Regions from separate parts of the Homo sapiens genome. Here region 1 is linked to region 2. A link is a loop called in an ENCODE intact Hi-C map of the cell type or tissue named here. Cell type or tissue: PC-3. All regions are shown on one strand. Each heading gives the region's core, and the rest is flanking DNA. Links, peaks and the distances in the headings are about the cores only. Region 1 holds the start of LOC124902922 (a long non-coding RNA gene). Region 2 overlaps TMEM117 (transmembrane protein 117).

Evidence for each region. Peaks named below come from ENCODE experiments on the same cell type or tissue, not always from the same donor. Only the 100,000 strongest peaks of a DNase experiment are listed, where the experiment ranks them.
Region 1: a loop joins it to region 2, with 6 times the contacts of the local background. A loop is called at or near these places in 6 of 110 quality-filtered maps.

The regions. Positions count from the first base shown.
Region 1 is chr12:44,310,771-44,319,110 of GRCh38, reverse strand. All of the region lies in intron 6 of TMEM117 (transmembrane protein 117), which reads right to left. It overlaps LOC124902922 (a long non-coding RNA gene), which reads right to left and starts at 6,221. Exons shown (of 2, transcript XR_007063281.1): 1 at 1-6,221. In PC-3, for the core only: a CTCF peak has its summit at 1,373 (motif pointing left); a DNase peak (open chromatin) is centred at 1,390; H3K27ac peaks cover 435 bases.
Region 2 is chr12:44,011,185-44,019,524 of GRCh38, reverse strand. All of the region lies in intron 3 of TMEM117 (transmembrane protein 117), which reads right to left. Among named protein-coding and RNA genes, the nearest start is that of TMEM117, 180 kb to the right of the region's middle. In PC-3, for the core only: a CTCF peak has its summit at 3,993 (motif pointing left); a DNase peak (open chromatin) is centred at 3,984.

The DNA.
Region 1 (8,340 bases), core at 260-8,259, 300 kb before region 2:
GCCAGAATTGAATGGTGCGTGTGGACAGTGCCCCAGTTGTAGGTGCTGGAATTGTGCTCCCCGTGTGTAGTTCTAGGGTGAGAGGGAAGCTGCTACAGCGACAGTTTCTCTTGAGCAATGAGACTTGTAGCCAGGCCTAGCTTGGCCACCTGGAAATGGCCTGTGTGTGACCTTGCTGGGAGCTCCATCCTGCTCACCTGAGATCATGGTGCAGGGGACACTCTCTGCTCCATGCCTAGGCAGATTTCCAGGCATTTGGAGCACCCACTTACATGAATTTGCATCCTGAGTCATCCCACCCTCTCTGTGCCTAGATTGTGGTGCAGCAGAGACCTCTCTGCTCCATGCCTAGGCAGTCAGAGCACCCACTCTCCTGGATCAGTAGGCTGAGCTGCCCCACCCTTCCTGTGCATAGACTGGGATGCAGTGGGGTCCTCTCTGCTCCATACCCTGGCAGATTTCTGGCCATTGAGAACACCTGCTCTTCTGGATTACCAGCCTGAGCCACCCCACCTTTCCTGTGCATAAATTGGCTTGTAGCAGGATTCTCTCCACTTCATGCCCAGGCAAATCTCCATGCAGATGGAGCACCCTGTTGCCTGGATCAGCAACCTTAGCCACCCTACCTTTCCTGTGGATAGATTAGGGTGTAGCAGGGCCCTCTCTGCTACACATCCAGGCAGAACTCCAGGTATTCAGAGCACCTACTCTCCTGGACTAGTAGCCTGAGCCATCTCACCTTAACGTACATAGATTAGAGTGTAGCAGGGCCTCTTCTGTTCCACGCATGCAGGCAGATCTCCAGACAATCAGAGCACTTCCTATCATGGACCAGCAGCCTGAGTCTCCCACCCCTCCTGTGCATAGATTGTGATGTAACAGGACCCTCTCCACTCCATGCTTAGGCATATCTCCAGGCATCTGAAGTACCCCCTTGCCTGGGTCAGTGGCCTGAGTTGCCCCACACTTTCTGTGGAGAGACTGTGGTGCAGTACGGCCCCCTATGCTACATGCCCAGGAAGATCTCCAGGTGCATCCACTCTACTGGATTAGGAGTTCGGGCCGTCACCCCTCCCCATGCAGAGAACTTAGGGCCAAGCAGGTTACCAAGCTCCATGCCTAGACATACCTCTGGGCGCTAGGTGGCCACGCATTAGGTGCTGGTGCTAGTACCTGCCATTGAGTGGCTGTAGGTGAGCCTGCCCAGTCCAGGCCCTACTCTCTTGGTTCCCTCATGTGGTGGTGAGTAGGGAGCTAAGACCACTGTGCACTAAACAGTTCAGCCCATTGCCTGCAGCATCAGAGACCTCCCAGTAAACAAGGTTGAAATATATACCCGTTCACGTTGGCCAGAGCTGACTTTTACCCATAAGTGCCATCTACTGGCCTGTAGGTAGAACCACACAGTCCAACATAAAACCAGCTGACAGAAGTGCATAGGGCTATAGAAGCAAAGCCAAGGCCAGGCTGGTGGATCACCTGAGGTCAGGAGTTCGAGACTAGCCTGGCCAACATGGTGAAATCCTGTCTCTACTAAAAATACAAAAAATTAGTCAGGTGTAGTGGCAGGCACCTGTAATCCCACCTACTTGGGAGGCTGAGGCAGGAGGATTGCTTGAACCCTGGAGGCAGAGGTTTCAGTAAGCTGAGATTGCGCCATTTGCACTCCAGCCTGGGCAACAAGTGTGAAACTTTGTCTCAAAAACAAAAACAAAAACAAAAAAATGAAGCAAAGCCAAAAGACCCTAGCCAACATTCTTTACAGTTACACCCACTAGGGAGAAAAACAAAGAAAAATTAAAAAAAAAAACATATATATATATATAATAGGGAAAGAAAGGGGAAAATCCTATTCACATGAAAATATTAATAATTACAAAAATTAGAAGTGCCAGTGTCTCCAGATGAGAAAGAACCAGTGCAACTTTTCTCATACCATGAAAAATCTGAATATTGTGACTCCACCAAAGGATCACACTAGATCTCCAGCAATGGTCCCTGACTAAAACAGACACTCAGAAATGACGGATTAAGAATGCAAAGCTTGGATTGCAAGGAGGCTCAACAAGATTCAAGACAAGGATGAAAGCCAAAAAAAAAAAAAAAAAGAAAAAGAAAAAGAAATTTCTGAAGAAATCCAGGAAATGAAGAAGGAGATAAACATCTTTAAAGAAAATCAGTCAGAGCTTCCAGGATTGAAAAATTCAATTAAAGAATTTCAAAATACAATTGAAGGTTTTATCAATATACTACACCAAACAGAAAAAGAATTACAGAGCTAGAAGACTAGTCTTTTGAATTAATCAAGTCAGACTAAAATAAAGAAAAAAAATTTTAATGAACAAAGTCTGAAAAATATGGGATTATGTAAAGCAAACAAATTTATAAATTACTGGCATTCCTGAGAGAGGAGGAGAAAAAGTAAACAATCTGGAAAACATATTTGAAGCAATAGTACAAAGAGTGTCCCTAGTATTTTTAAAGAGGTAGACACCCAGGAACAAGAAATCCAGAGAACACCTGTGAGATACCATACAAAAAGAACATCATCAAGGCATATAGTCATTAAACTGCCCAAGGACAATGCTAAAGAAAAAATCTTAAAGGCAGCTAGAGAAAAAGTTCAGACCATGCACAAATGGAATCCCATCAATTTAAAAGCATATGTCTCAGCTGAAATATTACAAGCCAGAAGAGATTGGGGGCCTATTTTCAGCATCCTTAAGGGAAAGAAATTTCAACCAAGAATTCCATATCCCATCAAACTAAGCTTTATAAGCAAAGTAAAAATACAATGTTTTCCAGACACCCCCAACAATAAAAAAACGCTAAGAGAATGTATCTCCATTAGACCAGGCTTAAAAGAGGTCCTTAAGGGAATTTTAAAAATGGAAACAAAATAACAATACCTGCTACCACAAAAATACATGTAAGTCTATAGTTCACAGACCCTATAGAGCAATTATATAACAGGAACTACAAAGCAACCAGTTAATAATTTCACCATAGGATTAAAACCACACATGACAATATTAACCTTGAGTGAAAATAGTCTAAATGCTTCACTAAGAAGACACAGAGAGTGGTAAACTGGATTAAAAAGTCTGTCTCCTGTCTTCCAGAGACCCCTCTCACAGGAAATGACACTTACAGGCTCAAAGTAAAGAACTGGAGAAAGAAAGATCTATCATGAAAATGGAAAACAAAAAAGAACAGGGGTTGCTATTTTTATATCATTGCTATTTTTATATCAGATAAAACAGACTTTAAGCCAGCAATAATAAAATAGGAAAAAGAAGGACATTATATAATGATGAAAGGTTCAATTCAACAAGAAGATTTAATAATCCTAAGTATATGTGCACCCAACATCGGAGCACCCACATTAATAATACAAATACTCCTATATCTATGAAAAGCCTTAGCCCACCACACAATAGTGCTCAGCCATAAAGCAAGTCTCAACAGATTAGAAAAAATAGAAATCATACCCACCATATGCTCTGACCACAGTGGAATACAAATAAAATCAAAACCAAGAAGGTATCTGAAAACCACACAATTACTTGGAAATTAAACTACTTTTCTCTGAACAATTTTTGGGTAAACAATGAATTTAAGGCAGAAAGTAAAAAATTCTTTGAAAGAAACGAACAGTCAACACAACATAGCAAAATCTCTTGGATGAAGCAAAAACAGTGTTGACAGGAAAATTTATAGCTCTAAACATCTACTTCAAGAAGTTAGGAAGATCTCAAATTTACAGTTTGGTATCACATCTAGAGGAACTAGAAAACTAAGAATAAACTAACTCCAAAGCTAGCAGAAGAAAAGAAATTATTAAAATAAGAGCAGAATTGAATGAAATTCAGACCCCAAAATCCATACAAAGCATCAATGAACCCAAAAGTTGGCTCTCTGAAAGACGAAACAAGACAGATAGACTGCTAGCTAGATTAACAAATAAAAGAGAAGATCCAAAAAAGTGCAATTTGAAACAACAAAGGTGATATTACAACCAATTCCACAGAAACACAAAAGATTCTCAGAGAATATTATGAACACCTCTATGCACACAAACTAGAAACTCTAGAAGAAATGGATAAATTCCTGGAAACACACAAGCCCCAACAGTGAATCAGGAAGAAATTGAAACATTGAACATACCAATACCCAGTTACAAAATTGAATTAGTCAAAAAAACCTACATACAAAAAAGCTCTGGATCAGATGGATTCACAGCTGAATTTTACTACATGTACAGAGAAGAGCTCGTACTAATTCTATTGAAACTATTTCAAAAAATGGAGGAGGATGGGCTCCTGCCTAACTCATACTATGAAGCTAGTATCACCCTGATACCATAAACTGATAAAGGCACAATGTAAAAAGAAAACTAGCCTGTAGTCCCAGCTACTCAGGAGGCTGAGGCAGGAGAATCCCTTGAACCCAGGAGGCGGAGGTTGCAGTGAGCTGAAATTGCGCCACTGCACTCCAACCTTGGCGACAGAGTGAGACTTTGTCTTAAAAAAAAAAAAAAAAAGAAGAAGAAACTACAGGCCAATATCCCTGATAAACATAGACACAAAAATCCTCAAAAAAAGAAAAAAAACTGCCAAATGAAATCCAGCAGCATATCAAAAAGTTAAGTCACCACAATCAAGTAGGCTTTATTCCTGAGATGCCAGTTGGTTCAACACACAAAACTAAATAAATGTGATTCACCACAAAACCAGAATTAAAAACCAAAACTGTATGATCATCTTAATAGAAGTATAAAAGGCTTTTGATAAAATCCAACCTCCCTTCATTATAAAACCTCAACAAATAAGCCCTTGAAGGAACATACATCAAAAAAATAAGAGTCATCTATAAAAAATCTACAGTCAACATCATTCTGACTGGGCAAAAGCTGGAAGTATTCCCCATGAGAACTGGAACAAGACAAGGATCCTGTTACCAACCCTATTCAACATAGTGTTGGAAGTCCTAGCCAGAGCAATCAGGCAAGAGAAAGAATAAAACGCATCAATAGGAAAAGAGCAAGTCAAACTATCTCAGTTTTGCAGACAATATGATTCTATGCCTAGAAAACCCTAAAGCCTCTGCCAAAGGCTCCTAGACCAGATAAACAACTTTAGTAAAGTTTCAGGACACAAAATCAGCATATAAAAATCAGTACCATTTCTATACACCAAAGAGGTTCAAGCTGAGAGCCAAATCAAGGACATAATCTCACTTACAATACCCACCCACACAAAAAAGTACCTAGGAATACAACCAACTAAGGATATAAAATATCTCTACAAGGAGAACTACAAAACACTGCTGAAAAAAATCAGAGATGACACAAATGGAAAAACATTCCATGCTCATAGACTGAAAGAATTAATGTCATTAAAACGTCCATACTGCTCAAAGTAATCTGCAGATTCAACACTATTCCTTCAAACTATCAATGTCTTTTTTCACAGAATTATAAAAAATTATTCTAAAACTCATATTGAACCAAAAGAGAGCCTGAATAGCCAAAGCAATGCTAAGCAAAAAGAACAAAGCCAGAGGCATCACACTACCTGACTTCAAACTACACTACATGGCTACAGTAATCAAAACAGCATGATATTGGTACAAAAACAGACAGACAGAATAATAGATCTGAAAAGTGAACCCAGAAACAAGCTGCACACCTACAGCCATCTGACCTTTGACAAAGTCAACAAAAATAAGCAATAAGGAAAGAACTCCATATGTAATAAATGGTGCTGAGATAACTGGATAGTCATATGCAGAAGAATGAAACTGTCCCCCTACTTTTCACCATATAGAAAAACTAACTCAAGATGGGATTAAAGATTTAAATGTAAAATCTCAAGCTATAAAAATCATAAAAGAAAACCTAGAAAATAACATTGTAGATAACAGGATTGGCAAAGAACTTATGACTAAGTCCTCAAAAGCAACTGCAACAAAGCCAAAAATTGACAAGTGAGACCTAATTAAATAAAGAGCTTTCGTACAGCAAAATGAAAAGCAGAGTAAACAGACAGCTCACAGTATTGGAGAAAATATCTGCAAATTATGCATCCAACAGAGGTTTAATATCCAGAATCTGTAATATACTTAAACAACTTAACAAGCAAAACACATATAATCTCATCTAAAAGTGGGCAAAAGAACATGAACAGACACTTCTCAAAAACAAAAGACATACAAGGAGCTAACAAGCTTATGAAAAAATGCTCATCATCACTAATCATCAGAGAAATGCAAATCAAAACCACAATGAGATACCATCTCACATCTGTCAGAATGGCTATTATAAAAATAAATAACAGATGCTGATGAGGCTGCAGAGAAAAGGGAATGTTTATGTACTGACGGTAGGAATGTAAATTAGTTCAGCCCCTTTGGAAAGCAATTTGGAGATTTCTCAAGGAACTTAAACAGAACTACCATTCAACTCAGCAATCATATCACTGGGTATATACTCAATAAAAAATAAATCATTCCATCACCAAAAAGACATGTGCACTCACATATGTATCACAGAGCTATTCACAATAGCAAAAGACATGGAATCAATCTAAGGGCCCAACAGCGGTGGATTGGATAAAGAAAATGTGATGCATGTACACCCTGGAATATTACACAGCCATGAAAAAGAAAAAATCATGTCCTTTGCAGCAACATAGATTCATCTGAAGGCCGTCATCCTAAGTAAATTAACATAGGAACAGAAAACCAAATCCTGCATGTTCTCACTTATAAGTGGGAGCTAAACATTGGGTACATATGAACATAAAGATGGCAACAAGAGATACTGGGGATTACTAGAGAGGGAAGGGAAGGGACAAGGGCTGAAAAACTGAAAATCTACTTATTGGGTACTATGCTCACTACCTAGGTGATAGGATGATGCACACCATAGATGATAGGATCATCATCCTATGATCATTCATAGGATCATTCATCAACATCAGCATCACACAATATACTCATGTAACAAACCTGCACAAGTACCTCCTGAATCTAAAATAAAAGTTGAAATTATTAAGAAAAATAATGTACCTTGGCCTCCATGACCTTTTCCTTCCCCTGGCTCTTGCCCAGAAACCCATCTGGCATGTAAAGAGGAGGATTGACCTGGCCATCAAATGCCAAAAGAATGGGAGGAAAAATATATATATATATATACACACATATATATATACACATATATATACATATATACATATATATACATATATATACATATATACATATATATACATATATACATATATACATATATATACATATATACATATATACATATATATACATATATACACATATATACATATATATATACATATATACACATATATACATATATATATACATATATATATTTAATATTAACTGAAAATTTATTGGGAAGCTGAAGCTGGATGTAAGATGTAACATTATGTATAATACAGCAAAATTGTTTTGAAAATCCTCTCTGTTACAATTTCTGTTGGCTGTGGCAGCTGTCATCTCTACGTCCTCCCTCTTTCTTTCCCCATAACAAGTCTTCTCAACCTTCTGCATAGGCAGGAATACTCACCTAGGTTCCTGAGCTTCTCCAGTTTGCATCTACACCCACCACCCTATTCATTAAAACAAAAGATCTTTCTTGGCATTCACCCTCTTTAGAAGGCCCAGGAAGGGATTATAAACAACTACTTATCTTTTTTCTAGACACATTTTTGTGTGTAAATTTATTTTGTTATAAAACTGAGATATATGTACCTCCTTGATTTCCTGCTGTTTCTCTGCTTTAGACCTTATTCGACTTGCCAAATGAATGTACTCAGCTACTGAAATCAAAGGTTGAACAAACGGTAATCTCTCAGATATAAATATCGTTTTCAGCATACATATATGTATATACATATATATATATACTCACATAAAAATTGAGAAAAATGTATCCAGAATATATTTAGTTTTATTTTTCAGCTTTCCACAAATACACAACAGTAGTGATATAGTTTTATAGGAGAAATTCAAAATTCTGAACAATTCCCCAAACATCTTCAAATGCAATAAACTGAGACTATCATCTAGCAGTTTAGAATTTTCTTGCAGTTCTGTCATGTACAGCCATCTGATCAAAGCAATAGCAAACATTCACTTATTACCAGAGTTACATGAGAGCTGAGAAATCATAGTCTAATTTTAAACTCGTATTTCCAGGCAGAATCCCCTAGTGATTCTCATACTACTAGATGTAAGAGGAAGACCCAAGAATCTGCATTTTTAAGCAGAACCCAGGTGCTTCTAATGCAGGTAACTATGATTGCAAGAATCATC
Region 2 (8,340 bases), core at 67-8,066:
AGAGAAATGTATAGAGAAGAGAGCCCCAGATCAGGAAGCTAAAGATCTGAAACCTGGTCCTACTTCCAGTGCTTATTAATGGTGCAGATTTGAATGAGCCAGTACCCTCCTGAAGCCTCTGTTTCTCCCTCTGCCACTCTGTCAGGGCTGCTGTAAGTGAGCGTTTCTGTGAAACTACAATGGGTCTCCTGGGGAGTGAGAATTGACTGTGACTAGTCTTTTCAGGGAAGTGCGCAACCTGCTCTACAGGACTTGCCTGAGATGGTCTTTGTCTCAGGATTTTGTGTGCATCATATCCTGGGAAAATGATGGTCTGGTCACACTAGATGGCTGCCATTCATCATAAAGCCCCACCCCAGACAACATTCTTTCATACAAAAACACAACTAAACAAGCAAAAAACTCTATAGGCAATTTGAATACATAAATCTCCTCCTTCCCTGGCCTCTGCCCAGAGCTGAGAACCACTGACTTAGGTGAAGTCCACTTAGGGTTGAGTGCAGCTACAAGAGTAGAGTTAATCGGCTGGGCACAGTGGCTCATGCCTGTAATCCCAACACTTTGAGAGGCTGAGGCAGGCGGATCAAGACCATCCTGGCCAACACGGTGAAACCCCATCTCTACTAAAAATACAAACATTAGCTAGGTGTGGTGGTGTGTGCCTGTAATTCCAGCTACTCGGGAGGCTGAGGCAGGAGAATTGCTTTAACCTGGGAAGCGGAGGTTGCAGTGAGCCAAGATTGCGCCACTGCACTCCAGACTGGCGACAGAGCAAGACTTCTTCTAAAAAAAAAAAAAAGAAAGAAAAAGAAAAAAAGAAAAATAAAAACAGTAGAGTTAATTATCAAGAGTACTTTCTGGATAAAATATTGATAAGGTCCTAGGAGTTGCTTAAGACATACTATGTGGTTTAAGGAATTCATAATAGCAGAAGTCTCCATTTATGTAACAACCAATGGAATAAACAGTGCAAAAAGTTAGTTTCATAATCTAAGAAATGTACCATTTTTATTAAAACAATTGTCTCTAAATTACTTTGGCCATTTCTAATTAAAATTACTTCAAATGTGTTTCATCTAATATAGTGTAGAGATTTTACATGTTTTTATTGCATGCTTAGAACACTTGCAAATTCAGTAGGTCTAAAATATAATTTTGACCTTTCCTTAAAGCATACATATCATTATCAAATCATCTGAAAGAAAATCTGAAGCATAAAAAAGGAGAAAAAAATGAATTTTTGAACGAAAGAGTCCTTTTTTCATTCAATCAGCAAAAATTCACTTTTGCCTTTTGTAACCATTTTGGAAATCTAGTTGACTAACTAGAGTTAGTTCAATTCTCCACATTTTTATGTTTCTTATCTAATTTCAAGACAAAGGCAGAAAAAGGTTGTGTCTGGGCACAGCTGCAACACACAGCATGAAATGAACCCCAGCAGAGTGGCCTAGTCACCAAGAGCAGCCAGCACATACCAAATTGGGAGTGATCAATGCATGATGTACCAACTAGAGAGTCTAATTAAATAACAGTGGTTAATTACTAATTAGTATGTGACTTATGTAGACAGAAGTACTTAGACTTGTCAGATGTTAAAAAGAACATTGAAAAAAATCAAAACTCTGTCATTTCAATGATCTATTTAAAAATGATGCATTAGAGGTTTTTTCTGCTATCATTTGCCTAGCCAAAACACACATTGAAGAACCTGTTTTCTCTTTCTAAAACAGATGTCCTTATTCTATTTAAATAATAACATTACCTTTGATGTCATGAAAGACTATAAAGCCTAAAATGTTATAATATTTTGAAGTGGTGGAGAGGGTAACATAGTGTCTAATATCCATTTAAACACCAGTATATTTGAAATATATCATTATTAATCAGCTGGATATATTTTGTTCTTACTTCTTACATGCTTATCAAGTGCATACTTAGAAAGCCCTGGTTTCAACTAAAAACCCCTCTAAGTTAGCCAACCCAGTGACAAGCACTCAGAATACACAAATCTATTTTCCAAGTGATTCATGGTCCCTAGTCTTTGGGGTAAGAGGAGGGCCAGCAGATCCTTGCTTTTAGAAATCATATAAGATTTCTTTCCACAACTGTGAGACTTGGTGGGTTTGGGGTTTTTCCTTTTTTGGCATCTATAGAAAAAAATACCATCTGTCTCATCACCAAAAAAAAAAAAAAAAAAAGGAAAGAAAGAAAAGGAAAAGCTTGATATGGCATAGTGATGCCAACCTTTACTTTCAATTATTTATCACCTAAAACACACACACACACACACAGAAGGCTTCATAAATAATGCTTTCTCCTTTTGTGAAAAGTGTAGGTGGAAATACTACATGTATCCTGCTAAATGAGCAGATCAGATTGATGCTCATCTTTACTAAACATTATTTTTTCACAACCTCACCAAAAATCAAAGTAATCATACCTTTCCCATCTCCTTGGTGATAGTGACACATTTGCCACCTTAAAACAAAAACCCATAAACAAAAGATAACACTCTAAAATCCATGACACATTTGCCTGAAAGGAGGCTTAAGGATGGAGGGACTATTATATAATTTATCAATTTATATCTGTGGCCAGAATAACACTCATCAGAATAATCAAGGATACTTAATTAAAATGCACTTTTCTGAGTCCCACCTAACACCTCACAGAATCTGTATTTTTGGCAGGCACCCAGGTGATACTGATGCAACCTAAATTATAAAGGTGGTTTGTGGGGCTCAGGGTACTCTCCCAATACTTTGCATCATCCACAAACCTTCAGGCACTCTGTTCACCATTGACCTCTGCCTACATTCCCATTAGCTCGTAAAAGATGAAAGAAAACTGTGACTTTGTATTTCCACTAAAGAATAAAGGGAAGTGTGGCAAGAAATCAGGGCAAATTAACTGTCAAGTCATGTATTGTTTCCCATCTAGTTTAAAACACTCATTGATTGAAATGTAGACTTACGTAGTGAAAGCCCTAGAGAAAAAAAATTAAATAATCCCAAAACAGTAATTAAGTTAGACGGAAGAAAGCTGAAGAAAGAAAGAGGAAAGGGGAACCATTCCTAGGGCAGGTGGGACACAGGGAGAAAGGGAGACTCTGCTGTGGCCATAGGGATGGTCCCGTTTCCACCTGGGAGGTGAACTGAGTGAATTCCCAAAGTTAGGTCTGCAAGCAAACAGTGCTAAATTACCCTTGCTAGCTTGGAACTAGGAGGAATGGCTTCACCCAGAGGCTGGGACTGGCTGGATATCTGGATGCCTTTAAAGAAAAGGGAAAGAAGCCAAACATGCCACTGAACAGCACCAGGAGGAGAAGCAGCAGTAGTGAGAGGTAGTGGACATAAGAACAAAGCAGCCAGGTGGGGTTCAGGGGAGGCAGAACCGTATGAACCCCACTCCACTAAAAACTGAAGGGAGTTGGGAGGAGGGGGTAGTGCTATCAATCCATTCAACGGGGGTGACCCACAGATTAACAGTTTATTCCTGGGTATTTTGTTTTATTCTTGTTTTTGAGACACAGAGATTGCAACTCTGTAATATTTCCAAGCTAGTGGGTTTTTGTAATTAAGCCAGTTCACACCAAAATAAAACTCTCTACATCAAAATTTTCTTAAATCCCATTATATCTAAATGAGTTGTATAGTCTTATTTGTTGTTTGGTAAATCCCATTATATCTCAATGAGGTGTATAATATTTGTTTTTGTTATTGTTGCTTCCCTTCACATAACAAACAAATCTGTGTCATATATATATTTAACAGACTATTAGAGGTCAACTTGGGAAATTGTTATACTACTACTTATTTTATTGTTTCTATTAGGAAAATACACTCTGAATCCTGAATTCCGAAGAGTTAATTTATAAGCACATTTTTGGACCAGTACATGTCGGTAATTGAGGACTTCCTGTACAACTAAATTCTGGCAAGTTCTAGCTCCTATAGGTATCTTTGCTACAAATGCTTATCCACAGTGCCCTCTAGCGATTTTAATTCTCATTTCAACATGGACAAAAAAAAATTTGAGCAAAAGCTTTTCCATCTTATGAGATGAACATATGCATGTAAGTCTCAGAATCATACAATCCAAAAATTTTAAGTCCAAAAAATACCAAGAAATCTTATTTGAGTATATTATAGATATATATATTCAAAAATCACTGATCACCATGACACAAAAGAAATATGTTCTTCATGGAATCGATAAATAAAAGCCTTCCTGGGTTTTGTTCTTTTTCAGTTAAGAATATCAATATGGATACAATGACTGACTTAAGACTTCTAATTTAAATTTTCTTTTTCACTTATTTTTTTAAGTCCAGCATCCCCTCTTTTAGATGATACACTGTTCTTGGACAGATCTTGTAGACAGTACGAGTAATAACAGCCAAAGAGGAAAAAAATTTCCTATGGTAACTACATCATCTGTGTCTCAAATCTCTGAGTTATATATTATTACTGTAGCCACCATTTTTTTTTTCTGAACCAAGTTTGCTAAGGTTTTTCAGGTGCCTCTCAACAAATAAAATCTCCTAAGTGAGGCCAATCATAGAAATTACAGCAGGCTTGTGCTGTTCTCAGGCTAGATGCAAGGTAGTGTGCCTTAAAGCTTAATTAAATGATATTATTTTCACATACCGATCACAGTATTTCACAGAACATAGAAAAAAAACGGTACAACAAATAGAGGCTATAAGGAAAGATCAGAGTAAGGAGAACAAAGAAAATGAAGGAAGAAAGAAAGAAAAGTGTCAACATAAAAGCACAACACCAAGGGGAAAAAATAGCAGTAACCAACAGATGGGAGATACCAGTGTTCATTTTCCTTGCTACATCTAGGTGATTAACCATATAGTACAAGAGAGTACACCACCTGTGGAATTGGGTAGTGTAACGTATCTTTTGATTATGCATAGATCTACTTATACTTAACAAATAATAGGAGGTTAGGAAGTTTGGAATAAAACAATGCAGTGGTTTTCAAAGTGTTATCCCAGATTTAGGAGCATCAGCATCACCTGGGAACATGTTAGAAATTCTCAGGACATACCCCAGCTATTTCTACCTCGGGCTCATATCCTCTCTGGAAGCAGACACTTCATGTTAGGTTATGAGAAACTCAGCTCCTCAGGCACCTGGCCTACAGTCATCAGCTTCATCTTTCAATCTCATCTTATCCCCCTCATCCTAACCCCAAGGCCTCATCAGGTCTGCTGAGGGAGCATGTCCATACCACCCTCAGTGACAAAGATAAAATGATTCTGTTATTCTCTGCACCACAGTGGGGTGACTGGAACTCTGCAAGGTTGCCATGGCCCGTCTACCTGCAATGGCCTATCTACCTAGAGCCAGTTCAGCTCTATTGCTTTTGTGCTGTGGGGGACAGGGGGACTTCTGAATACGGCTTCCCACTGCCCAGGCTTCACCGTGAAAAGGACACAAGTCTTTCCTTCTCTAGTCCACAGTTGTATCTGAGGTGTCTATTGTTCTCCCTATGCCCCTCCCCTGAAAGTTTGTTAGGTTTCAAACCCTTTTTCAACTTCCAGTATCCACTCCAACATGTCAGGAGTTTAGAAGTTGCCACTCCATCCTAACAGCAAGCAAACAGCTGAGTGATCTGAAAAATCAACAACTCTTCTTAGATCTGTCAGTGAAGTGAAGTCTTAGGGCAAACCCTACACCACAAATTGGAGAGACAGACAGGCAAATACAGAGAATCACAACTTACCAAAGGAGGAATTCATGAGCAGAAACCTCTTCAGGAACCAATGCTGAGGTACATAAATCTGAGCTGCAATTGATAAACTGATGGAGGCTCGGTGTGGACAAGTCTGAGAGCTAAAACCTCCAGGGAACCCAGCCACGGAGGACCCTCACCCTTCTGTGAGTCTTATCTCCAGGCCCTCACAGCGACTATCAGAGAAAAATTCCCCTGTACTTTCAGCAGTGGGGAAGGAAGAGGAACCATTTGAAATATGAAAGAAAGGATATTCTGTTCTTTGCAAGGCCTGCCCTCCAGACCCTAACCTCTTGGAATTTTATCAGAGCCTAACCTACCTGGGGGAAGGGAAATACCTAACTCCAGACCACCCTAGCCATCATATCCAGCCTAAGTTGGGGAAAAACTGTGAAGCACTGGTGAAGTTCAGAGCCCAGGGCCACAAGCTCATTAAAAGTCTGAGACCTAGACTGGGCGCGGTGACTTACACCTGTAATCCCAGCGCTTTGGGAGGCTGCAGGCTGATCACTTGACCTCAGGAGTTCGAGACCAACCTGGGCAACATGGCGAAACCCCATCTCTACAAAAAATACAAACATTAGCTAGGGTGTGGTGGTGTGAGCCTGTAGACCCAGCTACTTTGGAGGCTGAGGCGGAAGGATCGCTTAAGGCTGGGAGGTTAAGGCAGCGGCAGCAAGCCCTGTTCACGCCATTACTGGACATGAGCTTGGGTGACAAAGTGAGACCCTGTCTAAAAAAAAAAAAAGCAAGAAAGAAAGAGAAAAAAGAAAAAAAGTGTGATACCTAATCAGAGGAGTACAAAAGACTTCCCCTCCCCCCACACCCTACCACTGCATCACTGAAGGCCTATTTAGTGCACTTCTTTCTACCCAGTACATCATGTCCTCCTTTCAACAAGAAATTACAAGGAAAACAATTATAAAGCAAAAACCCCAGTTTGAAAAAACTGAACTGGTATCAGAACCAGAGTCCCATATGCCAGGAATGTTGGAATTGTCAGACCAGGAATGTTTAAAAACTATCGTTAATATGCTAAGGGCTTTTATCGAAAAAAATAACTTGCAAGAACAGATGGATAACATAAGCAGAAAGATGAAATTCTAAGAAAGGATTTTTTTTAAATGCTACAGATCAAAACAAGTGGATCAGAAATGAAGAATGCTTTTGATGGGCTCATTAATAGATTGGACATGACTGAGGAAAAAAATATCGGAACTTTTATTTTTGAGAATATGTCAATAGAAATCTCCAAAACTAAAAAGCAAAGAGGAAAAAAAAAGAAAATAAAAAGGAATATATAAGAACCGTGGGTTAACCATGAAAGGTATAACTGTGTAATGGGAATATCAGAAAAAGAAGCAACAGAAAAAAAAAAAACAAAAACAGAAACAATATTTGAAGCAACAATGACTGAGAATTTTTCCAAATTAATGTTAGACAACAAACCACAGCTCCACGATGCTCACAGAACACCAGGCAGAACAAGTACCAAAAAAAGCACATAACACCTGGGCAAATTGTATTCAAACTGCAGAAAATCAAAGATAAGGAAAAAAATCTTAAAAGAAAACCAGAGGGAAAAAAACACCTTACATATAAAGGAAAAAAGATAAGAAATATATCCAACTTCCCCTCAGAAACCACGCAATAAAAAGAGACTGGGGTGAAATACAGTGTCCCCCTTATCCATGGTTTTGCTTTCCACGATTTCAGTTGCCCTCTGTCAACAGTGGTCTGAAAATATTAAATGAAAAATTCTACAAATAAATAATTCATAAGTTTTAAACTATGCACCATTCTAAGTAGTGTGAAGAAATCTCACACCATCCCATTCCATCCCTCCTGGGAAGTGAATCATCTCTTTGTCCAGTGTATATATGTTTATATGCTATAAATGTATATAGTCACTTAATAGTCTTCTCACTTATCAGAGAACAGACAACAAAACGAAGTTTGGTATAACACCATAAGATATTCTGAGAGAGAAACTATGTTTACATAACTTTTATTACAGTATATTGTTGTAATTATTCTATTTCATTAATATTATTAATATCTTACTATGCCTAACTTATAAAATAAACTTGGTCATACATATGTATGTATGTATGTATAGTAAGGAATATAGTTATATTACTCTATTTTCATGCTGCTGATAAAGGCATACTCAAGACTAGGATGAAAAAGAGGTTTAATTAAGTTACAATTCCACATGGCTGGGGAGGCCTCACAATCATGACGGAAGGCAAGGAGAAGCAAGTCACGTCTTACATGGATGGGAGCAGGCAAACAGAGAGAGCTTGTGCAGGAGACCTCCTCTTTATCAAACCATCAGATCTCATGACATTTATTCACTATCACAGGAGCAGCAACAGAAAGACCTCCATGTATGATTCAATTACTTCCACTTGGAATGAGAATTGTGGGAGTTACAATTCAAGATGAGATTTGAGTGGGACACAGCCAAACCATAACAATAGTATATACAGGGCTTGGTACTATCCTCAGTTTCAAGCATCCGCTAGAAGTCTTAGAATGTATCCCCTACAGATAGGAGGGACTATTGTAATAAAGGGTTGAGAGAAAGGA